Linked DNA regions of Mus musculus: region 1 is linked to region 2. A link is a loop called in an ENCODE intact Hi-C map of the cell type or tissue named here. Cell type or tissue: heart. All regions are shown on one strand.

The links. Peaks named below come from ENCODE experiments on the same cell type or tissue, not always from the same donor. Only the 100,000 strongest peaks of a DNase experiment are listed, where the experiment ranks them.
Region 1: it touches region 2 in a loop (3-fold over the local background); 10 of 42 quality-filtered maps call a loop at or near these places.

The regions. Positions count from the first base shown.
Region 1 is chr16:21,739,142-21,747,141 of GRCm38, forward strand. No RefSeq gene overlaps it. Among named protein-coding and RNA genes, the nearest start is that of Ehhadh, 45 kb to the right of the region's middle. In heart, no CTCF peak of the experiment used is centred here; a DNase peak (open chromatin) is centred at 4,470.
Region 2 is chr16:21,495,373-21,503,372 of GRCm38, forward strand. It overlaps Vps8 (VPS8 CORVET complex subunit), which reads left to right. Exons shown (of 47, transcript NM_001285893.1): 21 at 508-554; 22 at 4,816-5,038. Among named protein-coding and RNA genes, the nearest start is that of Vps8, 76 kb to the left of the region's middle. In heart, CTCF peaks have their summits at 2,389 and 3,548; no DNase peak of the experiment used is centred here; H3K27ac peaks cover 3,333 bases.

The sequences.
Region 1 (8,000 bases), 240 kb after region 2:
AGTTAGAGTTTTATTGCTGTGAAGAGACACCATGACCAAAGCAACTCTTATAAGAGAAAACATTTAATTTCGGGCTGGCTTACACTTTCAGAAGTTTAATCCATAACCATCATGATGGGAAATATGACAGCTTCCAGGCTGATAGGATGTTGGAGAAGGAGCTGAGAGTTCTACATTTTGATGCTCAGACAACAAGGAGAAGGCTGGATTGTTTCACACTGAGTGTAGCTTTAGCATTGAAGACCTCAGAGCTCCACCTCCACAGTGACACACTTCCTCACACAAGTCCACACCTCCTCCAATAAGGCTATATCTCCTAATAATGCCACTCCCTATGAGCTAAACATTCAAACACATGAAACTTTGGGGTCCAAACCTATTTAATGGCTTTGTTTTGTTTTGGTTTGTTTTGGTTTGGTTTGGTTTTTGAGGCAGGATTTCTCTTTATAGTCCTGTCTGTCCTAGAACTCACTCTGTAGACCAGGCTGGCCTCGAACTCAGAAATCCACCTGCCTCTGCCTCCCAAGTGCTGGGATTAAAGGCGTGCGCCACCACGCCCGGCTCCACCAGCTTTATGTTGTGTGTTCTTGAGTGCCGCTCAGATATTTATTCTCTTTGAGCTATTTTTAAGTTTCTTACATGGTTTCATCGTGACCTCTTTTAGCTTGAGTTCTTTGGTGGCCTTTATGACTGTTCTCTTAAGTTCTGTGTCCCAGGTTTCACCCAGGAAACCCTCACTGGCAACCATTTCTATACGACTAAGGTGCTTGGTGTGGAATACAAGGGGATACCCTCTTTTGATCCTTCATAATGTTTGTATTTATTTCATAAGTTTGTATTTATTCGCATAATGAGTTCCATGTGTACTCCTTCTGTTAGTTTTGTGTCTGACATGGAAAGGCAGGTTGGAGCAGAAGAGAGGGTGTGTGGTCAGGTTGTATCTGAAGGTTGAAAATGGCCTAGATGGAACAAAGTTAAGAGAATGCTATACTGGTGTGCAGGATGTGAATCCTAGTCCGAACCTGGAGTGTGTGGGTAGAGCTGGCCAGGTGGAGATATTGGATCTGGTATGGGAAGGGCCTGTGTGTCTGAGGCAGGCAGTGTGGGTCCTAGAGAAAGGCTAGAGGTTGATTGTGTTAAAGACTGCAACACTGGGCCATATCTGGGGATTTTAAAGACTCAGAGGGGAGGGTCAGGCAGACTCACTGGGCTAGACCCTGGAGAACAGTGTCTAGGATCTGGGTGAGTAGATAAGTTCTAAAATGGGTATTTGAAACCAGATCACTAGCTGCATGAGCTTTCTTAGTCCCTGGCATGCTGAAGCTGCAAAAGTTGAAACTTTTGCCAGAGAAGTTAGGATAAGGTACAGTCAGAAAATAATGAAGCATTTGAGGTCAGAGAAAGTTGTAGCTAAATGAAGACAGCTGGCTATTGCTGGGGGCGATTACTGTACTAGAGAAATACTGCAAATGGTGTGTAGTGATTATTACTAAGGTAACAAGACTGTGAACATTGGAGCATTATGTAAAGAACCTCATCTCCTGTAGTCTCATGGGAAGAAGAAGCAGAGGAGTCAAACATAGGATTTAATTATAAAAGTTGTGGAGTTCTACAGAACATGAATTCTCAGGACAAGTCCATCATATCAAAGGTAAGGATTTGACTGGGAAGATTTAGGATATGGGGCACAGTGCTAATCTGTGGTCAACTTGACCACATCAAGAATAAATTAAAATTCAAGGATCCATGCATACTTGTGAGGGATTTTCTTGACCGGACTGTGACATGGGAAGATCCACCCTACATCCAGATAATTTGATGTAAGACCCATCCCAAATCTGGGTCACACCTTCTGGGCTACATAAAAGGACATGGAAGATGGAGGCTTTTGCCTGCTTGCTCTTACTCTTGCTGGTAATTTCATCTATGCTGCAGCTGAGGCATTCCTTCACTGATATTAGAACATATTTTTTAAGGAGTCTCATGAAGCCTGAAGACAGGCAGTTTTCTAGGTCTTCCCTGCAACTATAGTACCAGAAAGGGGCTGCTGAGACATTCAGTTTTATGGACTGAATAACTATTAGATACTTGGCCTTTCCATCAGGAGATAGCCATTGTTGGAATATCCAGGTCACAAACAGTAATCCACTCTAATAAAGCTTTAATTAAATATTTACATATATTATATATGTAGATATACATATGTGTATACACATAAGATTAAAATGAATTTTATTTCACAGTCATTCTCTGTTCTGTTCTTCTAGGGCAATTGTTCTCAGCCTTCCTAATGCTGTGGCCCTTTAATATAGTTCCTCATATTGTGGTGGCCACCAACATTGGGGGTAATTTATAAATGTTCTACTTTGCCTGGGAGCTGCCGAGCTACCATCCCCTCCTGGCTCTCTTTTGTTCCACCCAGCTTAGCTCTGGGATCAGCCACTGCCATCCTAACCTGACTTCTCTTTCTACCTTTGTTCTGGGAGGGGTCGAGCTACTAGCTCCCGCCTGGGACCCTTGAATCCACAGATAAAAGACAGTCACACACACAGCCTGTTTCTTTAACTGCCTACGTACAATTGGTGGGCATAGATATCTCCTGCCTGGAAAAGCATGCCCTTGCCAATTTATTATCTCCATCTCTCCTCCTGCCCTAAACTTAGTGGCTTGTTTCACCTAGCCCCTGCCAAACATCCTTGGCCCATAGTAGAGGCTGCAGGCCCTAGCTCCCCCCAAGGCCTTACATGATTGATTGCTAGGTCCTTCTTCCTCCAAAGCATGGCAGAAAAGCCTCTCCTTCCTTTGTGTCTCACTTTTCCTCCTGGGACCTGGAAGTCCTACCTGTACCCTCTGCCCAGCAATTAGTCTCCAACCTTCTTTATTGACAAATCAAGAGCCAATTGGGGAAAAGGGTTAGCATCAGAGCCTCCTCTTACACACCAACCATAAAATGATTTCACTGCTACTTCATAACTGTAATTTTGCAAGTTATGAATCATACTGTACCTGATATGAGGGATATCCAATATGAAATCCCAAGGGTGTCCTGACCTACAGACTGAGAACAACTGCTCTGGAGAACCCTGGCTAATACAGAAGGGTTAGGTCACTGCATTTCTGAGGTCAAATAGTGGGATCAAGAACCCCTGTTTGCAGCCCCTGATCTGCAGGTTTCTGAGACAGCACTGACGAGACTGTGTCCACCAACTCACAGAACGTTAAGAGGATGATCTGCTTAGCTTGAGATGAAGAGGCAAGGGTAGCTCTAATATACACGGCCTGAGCTGCCGTGGCTCATTATTCAGTTTCCTCTCGACTGGGTGCTCCAGTTTACAGATCTCTGGCCTAGCAAGCAGGTTCATGAATCTCATCTTTGGCACTTCATATGAGACAATTACAGTTATGAAGTAGCAATGAAATAGTTTCATGGTTGGAGGTTCCTCTGCTCTGTCATGAGAGATACTGCTTTCTAAATTATCTATCACAACACAGCAAACCACATCCCTGGTAGCATGCAGTTCATTATGCTTGTATCTTTAATTACAGAGCAGAAAATTTGAGGTTCAAGCTGGCCTTTGAGACTACATCTTGTTCAGTACTGATATCAAGTCCTGCTCTGATGTTCAGACCAGTCCTCTCTGTGAGCTTCCCCCAGCAGCTATATTTACAGTGTGGCATAAATTTTTCCAACATTAAGTTGAAAAACACAACAGATCAGGGGGAAAAAAACCCCAAAAACGTTTAAAGCAAGAAACACACACACACTCACACACGCATGCATATACACACACGAGTACACACACAAGCATGCGTGCACACATGGCTAGATTCTTGAAGCTCCCTGTGTACAAAGAAGAGAACAACGTACCTTCCCCCAGTTCCTGGAGCCTATATGCATCAGTTCAGATTCAGGTCAGCTGTGACTAAAGACCTTCAGAAGCACTGGCTTGCCCATGACAGTTCACACATGAATGACTATAGGAAGGTCATTTGACATGACAACTGTGCTCTTTGAGGTCTTCAGGGACCCAATCATCTTCATTGGACTTTATTTTAGGAGATGGCTCTATCTGCATGGTTCAGTGGGTAGAACTCTAGCCATTACATCTATGTCCCATGCAGCAAGATGAAGGAGGCAGAAAAAAGGAACGGAGGATGCACACTGATGGACAGTGAAGCTAGCTTCATGGAGCTGCCACCAGACCCCTCATTTATAGTCCATTGTCCAGAGCACGCATGACCACAGTTTGATACATTAGAAACTGACCAAGATTTTTATATCATGGCAACTATGCGCACAAACTGAAAACAGAGCCAGTTACTGTCAGAGAAATACCAGGTAACAACCAGCGTTCTCTGCCAGATTCTAAAAACAACCCTCAGGACCTCAGCGTGCTCTGAAATCCAAGTGTAATTAAAATTTGGAAGCAGTTCTGCCCTAACCTCATCCTAAGGATATCACGCTCTGCCTAGAAATAGCAACTGCTTCTGTGTCCTCTGAGAGAAGGTGGAATGGCCCTAGGTACAAGGGAAGCTTTCACATGACACAGCTCATTAGCTCTGCTCAGGTCCTCTTAGAAGAGTCTTGCTCCCGGCACTCATTCTGCCAGGCTCCTCAAAGTCAGGTGAAAGGAGACAAGTGCCTCCGACAGTTGACACGCATGAAATTCATAGGGTAAGAATGCAGAGCCCCTTTCAACCCTCTCCATTTCCACTCTCCTAGTCTCTACAGATACCAAAGAGAACATACAAAATATAATTCCTTCCTAAATATTTGACTCCACTGAAGAACCAATCAAGGTGGACACCTTTCCCTGCTACTATCTGCCGATGGTTACATAGAAAACTATGGAAAACAACAGAAGAAAGAATTAGTTAGTGAAAGTGCCAGAGAGCCAGGAAGCACAACTTAGTGACATCATTTTTTTCTATCTGGCTGACAACCCCGTGGTGCCCAGTATGACGTCACCAGAAGTGGTGCGATGTTGCTGTTCAACCAGGAAGTGGCATAGCATAGCTGTTAAACTCAAAATATGCAAAGGCTATCAAGATAAGCAGATGGGGACCATACCCCGGATAGTTGGGAACCATTCTGGTTCAGCAGAAAACTGTTTCTAAACATAGTCTAGAATGCTTGACGTGGATTAACCTCACCAATGGCTACCAAAGGGCTGAGGTCACCTAGAGAGTCCGCAGCATGCTGGTGGGTCTTAAAGTGTGGTCTGTGTTTAAAGGCAAGTGTTAAAATCCTAGAAAGTTTAGTGTTAACTAGAAATCACGGGCCTCAGGCACTCTGTCAACACACTTCCCCCATTTCCCCATCCGCAACCACCGCTTGGTACTACTGGGGAGGAAGGTGTAGAGAGCACAGGTACACTGTGGCTTTCTTTGCTGATTTGAGGGCTTCATTAGTCTTCCCTTTAAGGTTACGTATAGTAGCACAATGGGCTTCAAAGGTATTTCTAAAAAACAGTTCTTACCAGTGTACATTACCATTTAAAAATATTCAAGGTTTTTCCCTTTACAAAAGACTAGTTTTAAATTTTGCCCTTTAAGAATGTGATTTTGGGGGATGGAGAGATGGCTCAGTGATTAAGAGCACTGGCTGCTCTTCTACAAATCCTGAGTTCAATTCCCAGCAACCACATGGTGGCTCATGACCATCTGTAATGGTCTTGCGAGCGCCGGACTCGACCAGCAAGAACGACGCTGCAACAGGATCCTTCTGCACATGTTTATTGGGAGAGCTTGATTGCAGAGGCGCAGAGGCGAAGAGACGCCGAGCCCAGAACTGGTGCTGCTTATATAGGCCTAGGAGAGGCGTGTCTCATACCTGGATTGGTTATGCACTACGCCTCATTTGCATCTTCCTCATCTGATTGGCTACTCTCTCTCTCTCTGTACCTCACAGAGCCTCATAATCATACCTCATTTGCATGTCTCACATCTGATTGGTTATACTCTCAAAGCCTCATTATCATGCCTGGGCCAGGCAGTGTCTTTGCAAAAAACTTTACTGCATATGTACACATTGGTTGTTTGTCCAAACTTATGCGTGGTGGCCAGCAGTAGTCAGTGCCACTCTGCAACGGCACATGTGGCTTCTCACATCTCCCCCTGTTTGTTTTAATAAAATGAGGCTGGACTAGGCCTGTGCAATTATGCCCATCCGCCATGGCTCCTGTTTTAGGTCGTTCCTCTAATGTCACAGCCTTACCCGTCATAGGGTAACCCTATCGCCACCGGGCCCCATGTCTTAGGTTGGACTGTGCATGAGGAAAGTTGCCCGTCTCTGGATACCACAGTGCTGTGTGACAATAACTGCTAAATGACCTAGGGTGAACTCTGTAAAAGAGGCCAGCCAAAAAATGAATTAGTGGTGAAATCATGATCACTCTATCGCTTGCAATGAGGAAACCTCAGTGATGTGCAAGGGCTGATCAATGATCGTTGAGTCTCTCTCATCTCAGTGCTGTGGAGTGCAAGAGTAGAGAACTCAGATGCCAACTAATTCTTGAGCATGGATAACCAAATTTCAGGGGAGGAGCCGTTTTCAATAGCTAAAAGTGCCTGAGTTATAATCACCTTGTCATGTTTTTGTTGGGTTCTGAATTTGCATACCAACCAGAGCATGAACACCAGTCCACAGCATATGGCAGCACCAAACAAAATCACTCTCACCCATTCCTTAAAGTAAGAAAAAGCAGAGGTAAGCCAAGAGGTAAAGTCTCCGAGGGTCACTGGTTCCACTCTGGTCCCATTAAGGTTCAGGATCTGCATCTGCAGTCTCGTCTGCAATCTCTCCAGCTCCTGCGACCAGTTCCCCTTCAAGTAATTCGATAGGTCTGTTCTTTTAATAAAAGAATTATTAATATACCTATTGGGAGTAATGCATACATGCGATGTGGATGCCACACAACTCATTTGTATGACATCCATCATCCGTTCCATATTATGTTGTAATATATCCATTCTCTGATTCACTAACATTAACCCTGAGGCGATATGAGAATCCACCCTTTGCAGGGTAAGCAATGCTTCAGAGGATTTTTCTGCTATCTGACTTACGGTGTCAGCAGTATTAATTTGATGGGCCATAGCAGTTCCTGCGATAACTGCTGATGCTGCGGACACCACAATGGCTGTAACAATGGCAGCTGTGATTCCAAAACCTCTCTTTTGCCGAATAAGACTCATTATTGGGAACTTCTCTGGATCTGCCTCAACAGGCACAGGGACAAAGATTGGTAGATGAACCACTAAGGCTAAGAATTTGGTTCCATTCCAGCATTGCGTCAAAAAACAAGTGACATTTGTACAATCTAACCATTCTGTATTATTTTGAAATTCAGCCAATATAAAGAAAAATGGAGGATTGACACAAACTTCCACTGGAGAAGTAGTCATATTTCTGATAATTCTATTAGTTGTCACATTATCTAAATGAGTAGAGGTATTGGAAAGAGTGGCAGAAACATTCAATATCTCATGAAAGGTTCCAGTCAGCAATGCAAAGGCTGACAGACTGGTACTAGCACCTGCCTCATTGCTTAAAGTCCATTGGTAATATGGCCAAATATTTTCTTTCCCTGTAGCATCTCCTTTATCGTTCATTACAGCAAAATCTAGTGGGGGTGACAAAACAAAACCCTTTGCTATTTCTTTCCGAGGAAAGATTTTTGATTGACAAGGTGAAAAAAACTGTAGGAAATGCGAGGTCCGGATGACACCAAGGCATGCTGCGTATAGCAGTAGCATTGCCAACAGGCCATCGTGATCTTTTGGGAATGGTCACCTTTCCCTTTATCATAATAGTGGTGATGTTTATAGGTGAAGTTATATTATTTTCAACATCACTTGAGCCTGATTGCTCTCCTTGAGCAACTTGTGTTAAAGCATTAAACAACACTCCAGAGCTCACGTTATTTTGGCTAAGGGGATCTGCCCAGTTAGAGATAATCTTTTTCTTTAAAAATATACAGGGTATAAAAGGTTTATCC
Region 2 (8,000 bases):
CTGTTACCTAGCCTGCCCAGACACCTAAATCTCTAAAATAGATTTAACTCCCATGACCCCTCATAGAGAGATGACTCAGCAATTAAAGACAGTGGCTACTTTTCCAGGGGACCCAGATTTGATTCCTAGAACTGACATTGAAGCTCGCATCTGTCTGTATCTTCAGCTCTAATGAGTCCAGTGTCATCTTCTGGCCTCTGTGGGCTGCATGCAAAACACTTGCAAAGATAGCCATGTAGGTAAAACACCCATGCATGTAAAACAAAAATAAAACCTTAAAAAAAAGGCCCCCCTCCCCTAATATATTTGTGATAAATTTCCAGAATGGACATTATTGGGCCAAAGTGTTTACCCCTAAGACTTCTGGGAGAGGGCCAGCTTGCTTACCAACAGCGTGCTCAGGAGTTGCATTATCTCAGCAGTCACCCAGATCTGAAGCTGAACTCTGCTTTCCTCAGCGGGCTGTGGGTCAGGGCCGAGCTGATGCTCTCCTACATTCTCTTCCAGGATACGGTGCCAGTCATAGTGGACTACTGCCTTCTGCTCCAGCGAAAGTGAGTATTCGGTGCCTGCCTGCTTCAGACAGGAAGCCCTTGCTTCACAGGAAGTGCCTTGCTTAGGAATTGTCTTAGTTAAGGTTTTACTGCTGTGAACAGACACCATGACCAAGGCAACTCTTATAAGGACAACATCTTGCTTACAGGGAGCTAGGATGAGGGTCTTAAAGCCACGCCCATAGTGTCACACACTTCCTCCAACAAGGCCACACCTCCTAATAGTGCCACTCCCTGGGCCAGGCATATTCACAGCACTACAGGACTTCTATAAACATAACTAGAATTTTTCTTAATTTGCACAGACTTGACTCTCGAATGTATTTTCATATGATGTTAAGTTGTTTCACTTCACAGCTTTTCACACACAGAAGCTTGTGGTTTATCACTGGTGCGTGCTTGTGTGCGACAGTAATGGAGGGGCACTTGTCACAGGGTGATGGAGGTGACTTTTATGGACCATCACCCTGCAGTATTTCATACCATTCACTAGGTTCATTTTGCTAATTCATCTTTAGGTTTTTTCTCCCAGAGCCTTTTAATTTAAAAACAAAGTCAGTATAAAACTCTAGATTACATTTTATAGGTTTAAGTATTAACTTTATAAATTTCCAACATGTGCCAATCCCCGGGCTTTGACACTCATTGTAAGAGCCAAGCACCTCTAGGTCCTTTGTCTCTTAATTGTTGTCGCACCTTATTAACATGTATAGCATTACTCATTTTCATTTCACAGGTGACATTCCCTAGACAGCAGGTGACTAAGAAACTTGTCAAATTTATACAGGGCAAAGGTGGGTTACACAGCTCGGGAGTCCAGCTTCTGTGTCTGTGGTCTTAGCCGTTATTAGCTAAGATCACTCTCCAAATAGTAAAGGTCGTGTGTGAGTATAGAATTCATGCACAGCTAAAACCCTAACTGCACTCACTTGAGTTATGAATATGTATGTCTTTGAGAACCAGTTCCTAAAAGGTCAGATCACGCTGTGGAAGTATAAGTGAAGGTTATCAAGGGCCAGTTGTTTGCCCCCAGCTATCATTAGTGACAGGCACTGTATCGCAGTAGGGTGTTGTTGATGACAGTCACTGTATCGCAGCAGGGTGCTGTTGACAGTGTTGTGCTGCACTTTGTCCTCTTTATAAGTTAGTGCTGGAGGAGAAGTTTCTTCACGATGCTTGTGTGGATCCTCGGCCGTCTTTTCCTGATTATCGTCCCCCCATTTTCACACTCACTTCCTCAACGTTATGTTTTAGTTTTCACAATAGCCTTAGTAGTCTTATGTGTATATATTTTGACTCATTTTCAGAGAGGCAGTGCTAGCTTTGTTTTCAGGACAGGAGATGTAGGTATAGTGGCTTCCTAATGGTATGAAGTACTGCAGTCCAGTTAACTCTTCACATTGAGAAAATTCTCATCACAGTGGGGCATGCCTCTCATACTAAAGAAGTGTGGTACTTGGTGCAAAGTGTCTCTCTATCACTCACTGGGTGACTGAAGGAGCAAGGAGACTTGTGCTCACAGTCTGGGGTTCTGAGAGTTCTCACAGTGACACAGGGTTAAAGTGACCCCAGCAGTTGTAAACTGAAGGACAGTGTGGGGAAAACAAAATCTGTCAGAAACATTTCATGTTATTCTCAGAAGTGTTCTCTAGGTACACACTTCTCTCTCAATATCAATCTCTCTCTCTCTCTCTCTCTCTCGTTTGGTAAGCATTTCTTATATGTATGATTTCAAAAGAAAATTATTCTCCAGTCTGTCAGTTGGGCTAGGAGAAGGGACTTCTCATTGAGCCAGAACATGGAGCGGAAGACGGACTCTCTTCCAGCTTTTGTCCACATGGGGGCCTGTTTTCTCTCCTCTGTTTTCACCAGTTCCTCCTCACTAGTCTCCTTCTTGGCTGTGCTGGGGAATGGTATTTGTTGTTGGGAATTCCAGAGAGGAGTACCTGAGCCACAGTGTACTTTAGTGCTTGTTGTAGCTGCCTCCACCCCTCCTCTTCCTGCACACAAACTCCTCCACCACTGGTCTGTGATGTGAATACTACAGTTTTCTCATCTCTCAGTTTTCTTTCCCAAGTTTGAACACTAGATTGTGTTGGTCCAGCTTTGATGACAATTCCATGTCTTTGTCTTTCTTTCCTGGTCCCATGTCTGCTTTTTCAGTTCCAGCAACCACAGGAGAGCCAGGGCAGCATCACCACCACAGTGCCAGTGCCTGAAGTGTTGCAGGTTTCGGATCCTTTGTCCCCCTGCAGCCCCCTCCTCCCATCTTTTGTTCTAGATTTGAGTTGTTCTAGATTTGACTTTTTCCTGTCTGGCTCTCTTTTCCATCGGACTGTTGAGACCCTGTCTGTGGTCCTGTGTTAGGGGAGGATGGAATAAGCTGTTTGGTCAACACTCATCTTTACTCCCAGGCTAGGTCTTTTCCATTTGTTAAAGTGTTAGCTATGGATATGAAATGTTTAATTAAATACTTAAGGGAAATCAATCTTAAATGGTAGAGGTCTTAGAACAGTTTAGAGTTGCCATAGACAGGTTTACAGTGGTCAGTAGTTTGGGCTTCCTTGAGCAGAGAATTATTAAATGTATGTAACTTCTCTTTCTGTATCTTTCTCCTAAAACTGGTGTACCCTTGTGTTTCTGTTTGCTCTACACTTAATCGTTCTTCTTCATTTCCCCAATTTGAAAAGGATGCCTCCCATTGAGATTCCCCTTAGGAGCAAATTGCACACAATGCAAATATCATTTTTACTAGACTTAATGCCAGTTTTATTTTGCAGTGGTCTAGAGGCCATGTGAAGTAATCATACTTTTAAACTGTAAAAACGGTGCAGTATTTGGATTATATTTTAGTAAACTGTAATGGTGCTAGTCACATTGAGTTTCTATCACCATGGTTCGTATCTGAAGCGATTAAGCCTAAACGACTCAGTTGCGTGGCATTCTGAGCCTGCAGTACCTCAGTAGCCCAAGTGGACAGGACGTAGTCCTCGGATATTCAGCTTTGTCTTAGTACAGATTGGCAAGTCTCAGATAGACAGTGCCCTCTCCTCTCAGAGTCTGCAGTTATTGTCAGCTAAGTTCTTCACATTTTAAGAAGTTATAAAACAATGTGTGAGTTTAGCCTTTTTTTTTCTGTTTGCAGCAAAAAAAATAAGCTCTCCAAAATATCCCTATTAATAGAGCATTAGTAACACTGAGCTCTTTCGAATGACCTCATCTCTTATTCAGCAGACTTCATGTTACAGGAGGTAAAGCCAAAAATAGTGCAGGGCAAGGCTGAAGTTAGTCCTTCTAGGAAACATATCAGTACCCTGGAGCATAAAGCGTAAATACAGAAACAGGGTGTACCTTCCTCTTGTCTTCCTTTCCCGATGCGTAACACATTTTCTCCCAGAATACTGAGCTCATGCTGTAGAATTTTGCTTCCTTTTAATTTTGAAGTAGTGAGACAGATAGGAGTTGCTGAGTCTGATTTTTCTTGCTCTTTGGTGCTAGCCTCTGGGTGGACTTGCCTTAGCCTTACCACTACTGCGTGTTGCCCTTCCTCTGTTGCAGACGTGTCTTGTCTGTTAACATCCGTGCTGTTTGCTGAACTTGTAGCTTTCCTGGGAAAGTGAAGGATCAGAGCTCATGGAGCCTGAGGTCACTGGGAATGTCGGTGGCAGGAGTGGGGGAAGGGCGCGTGGTCCTTTGATACTTCTGCCCTACTTCATGGTGTCTGCCCTTTACCTACTTACTGCTTTAAGAAGCAGTTGCCCTAAGAATCGCACACAGGATGTGAGCCAGAGAGCTGGGTTCAGATTCTCACTGATAATCCCAGTGTGGTTTTAGCAAGGAGCTGAGCTTTGTCAACTTCGTTTGGCCCGAGGGTCAGAATCATTCTGCTCTCTACCCCGTGGGACCTGAGATCAGACTCAGGCTGGCATGCTTGCTGGCACGCTCCCTTCCCTACTGGGTCATCTTGCTGGTCCTGTGTGGTCTGTTTTATGGCCTTGAGCTCATACTCGCCTGGGCTCAGCTTTCTGAGTGTTAGGTTGCTGGAATGCACCACCGTGTCTGGCAGGACTTCTTATGTGTAAAATTGTTGGGAAGATTGACTGTGTGCAGTATGGCAATGTAAACTTCAGGGCAAACATTGCTAGTGTTTTTGTTAAGCTGATGTAAACTGAAGTCTGGAAAAGATGTGACATACTTAGACTAAGTTTAATCGGTATTTGGAATAGTCCTAAAACTGCTTTTTTTTTTCTTTCTGTTATAGGGATCTTCTATTTGGTCAAATGTACGACAAATTAAGTGAAAATTCCGTCGCAAAAGGCGTGTTTTTGGAGTGCCTTGAGCCATATATCTTAAGTGATAAACTGGTGGGGATTACTCCCCAGGTCATGAAGGACTTAATTGTTCATTTCCAAGATAAAAAACTGCTGGAGAATGTGGAAGCCCTCATTGTCCACATGGACATCACCAGCCTCGACATTCAGCAGGTAAGCTGAGCGTCTGCCCACAGAGGAGGCACTCCACCGTCATTGACCCAAGGCCTCTCTGTCTGCCTTCTTCAGACCCAGTTAGTGAGCCTTTTTATAATAATGTACTTCTTAGGCGCTTGTGTAAGTCAAACCCAGGTAGTAAATGCTCCCGAGCCAGAGAGTGTGTCTTCTGCTTCTTGGACCTTCTCCAGAGCTCATGGCTGCTTATTGTTGGATCACCCAGGAAATGCTTTTTGCCTGGTCCTCACTCAGTGCATTCAGTAACATGGCCTTCATCTGGAAGGCTGTTTTTCAACCATGGATACCTACTCATTAATAATAGACCATGTTTACATTTAAAGAATGACGCCATTTAAAAAACAGCTAGTACATGGAGCAGAGTAGAGTTTTGAAATGTAGAGGCTGTTGTGAGAGGCAAATCACAGGGCTTCTTAGAATAAGCCGAAAACTGCGGATGATGGTGTGCGGGCCTCAGCAGCTGCGGCTGAGGGTATGTCTGAGCTCAGGCAGCTGTGGCTGATGCTATATCTGAGGTTCAGGCACCTGTGGTTGGTAATATATCTGGGTTTAGGTAGTTGTGACTGATGGTATTTAATTCTTTAATCATATTAAACTACCTAGTGAGTGTGATACTCCAAGAGTTTAAGGTATGCCTGGCTTTCACATGTCTTGGGAGAACCAAACCCTTTTGAGAAGGTTGCAGAGCCCACAGAATGAAAGCCTTGAGAATACCACAATATATTCCTAATGTCGGTGAGCATCCGAGGTAAAGCCCAGTCCTCTGAGCACATGCCTTTCTGGTATGTGGGTAATTTGGTGTAGTCTGACAACAGGCTAGTATTTTGAGACTATGTTATTAATCTGCATTAATATGGTGGTCACATCTGAGAAATTTTTATTTCTTCCTAATATTTTCAGCTTTTCCTAAATACAATGTAAATGTGCTCTGATCTTTTCCACATTAAAACAACACAAAGTCCCCTCAGTTTCTCATCTCTGTGTCAGTACCTCCTACCCCAGAGCCTCCAGCCTCCTTATTCCTAGTCACACTACATGATGAAAACCTTGTCTGGGTCACTGTTTCCATTTGTATTACATCCTGATAACTTATCCAGGTTGCTTTCAGTTGAGTGAGTAAGGACCTTGCTTAGATCCAAGTGTGTGTGTGTGTGTGTGTGTGTGTGTGTGTGTGTGTGTACTTACTGTCATGTTCAGCATGTGTTAATTCCCTCCAGCAGTACTTGTTCAGTGACAGGATCTGAGGATGCTGCAGCTATCCTGCTCTTCAAGTGTCTCTTCATAAGATAAGAGAGAAAAGTTTGGCAATAAGCAGAGAGGTAAAAAAGCCAGTGAATATTTGAAAAAAAGTATTATGTTAAAAATCAAAACCAGCAATATAGTAGAGAGATAGGCTGCCTGAGACTGGCTAACTATAGAAAACCTTTCTGAATGACAAAAGACATCAGAACTGAGAATGGTGGTGCATGTCTGTTGGCCCAGTCAGTGTTTGGGGTTGTGGGGGCAAAGCCAGGAGGATTAGAGGCTCAACAACTCTTTCAGGCCAGTCTGAGATGCATGAGACCCTCTCAAGGAAGAAAAGAAATAGACAAGACATACGGGTGCAGAGAGAGAAATCAATAGTGCCAGCATTTTAGAGGGTAGGATTGTTTTAGGTAAAAGCCAGTGTAAAGGGGGAAAAAAGAGAACCTGCCTTGAGTGTTAAAATGACAGGAGGGGCAAGCAGACCTGGAACCTGATGAGCAGAGGTAGAGTATCCGTGTGCTGTAAAGAAATCTTATGGAAGATGGTGTGTGTGTGGGGGGGGTGGGGGGGAATTGAGATAGGAACTCAGGAAGACCAACAGAGTCAACTCACCTGGACTCCTGAACTCTCAGAGACTGAACCACATACACAGGCTAGACCTAGCCCCATTCCCTCCCTGCACATATGAAGATGCGCAGCCTGGTCTTCATGCAGGTCCCTAACAGTTGGAACAGGGGCTGTCCCTAAAGCTATTGCCTGTATGTGTAATCCATTCCCTAACTTGGATGTCTTGTCTGGCCTCAGTAGGAGAAGCAGCACTTAGCTCTGCAGAGACTTGATATGCCAGGGTTGGGAGGCCTCACTCTCTCAGAGGAGAAGGGATTGGGGGTAGGGGGACGACCAGGAGAGGGAACAGGAATTGGGATGTAAAGTGAATTAAAAAAATATTTTTTAAAGATACTATCTTTTAAAATTTTATTTATTTATTTTACTTATTCACTTTACATCCCTCTCACTGCCCCCTCCTAGCCACCCCCTCCCACAATCCTTCCGCCATCCCCATCTGTGTGGGTGGGGTCCATGGGGATATTCTTTCACTCTGGCATTTCAAGTCTCTGAGGAGCTAGGTGCCTCCTCTCTCACTGAGGCAAGGCAAGGCAGCCCAGCTAGAAGAACAGATCCCTCCGGGACAGGCCACAGCTTTAGGCATAGACCCGTTCCAGTTGTTAGAGGCCCACATGAAGACCAAGCTGCACATCTGCTACATATGTGTGAGAAGGCCTAGGTCCAGCCCGTGTATGGTCTTTGATTGGTGGTTCAGTCTCTGAGAGCCCAGGGGTCCAGGTGAGTTGACTTTGTTGGTCTTCCTGTGGAGTTCCTATACCCTAAGGGGCTGCAATCCTTCCTCCTGTTCTTCCATAAGAGTCCACAAGCTTCATCCACTGTGGCTGTGGGTGTCTGAGTCAGTTGCTGGTTGAAGACTCTCAGAGGTCAGCCATGTCAGACTCCTGTCTGCAAGCATCACAGGGTATCACTAATAGTGTCAGGGATTGGTGTTTGACCATGGGATGAGTCTCAAGTTAGTCCTGTTATTAGTTGGCCATTCCCTCAGTCTCTGCTCCATCCCATCCCTGTATTTCTTATAGACAGGATAAATTTTGGGTTGAAAGTTTTGTGGGTGGATTGGTGTCCCTAT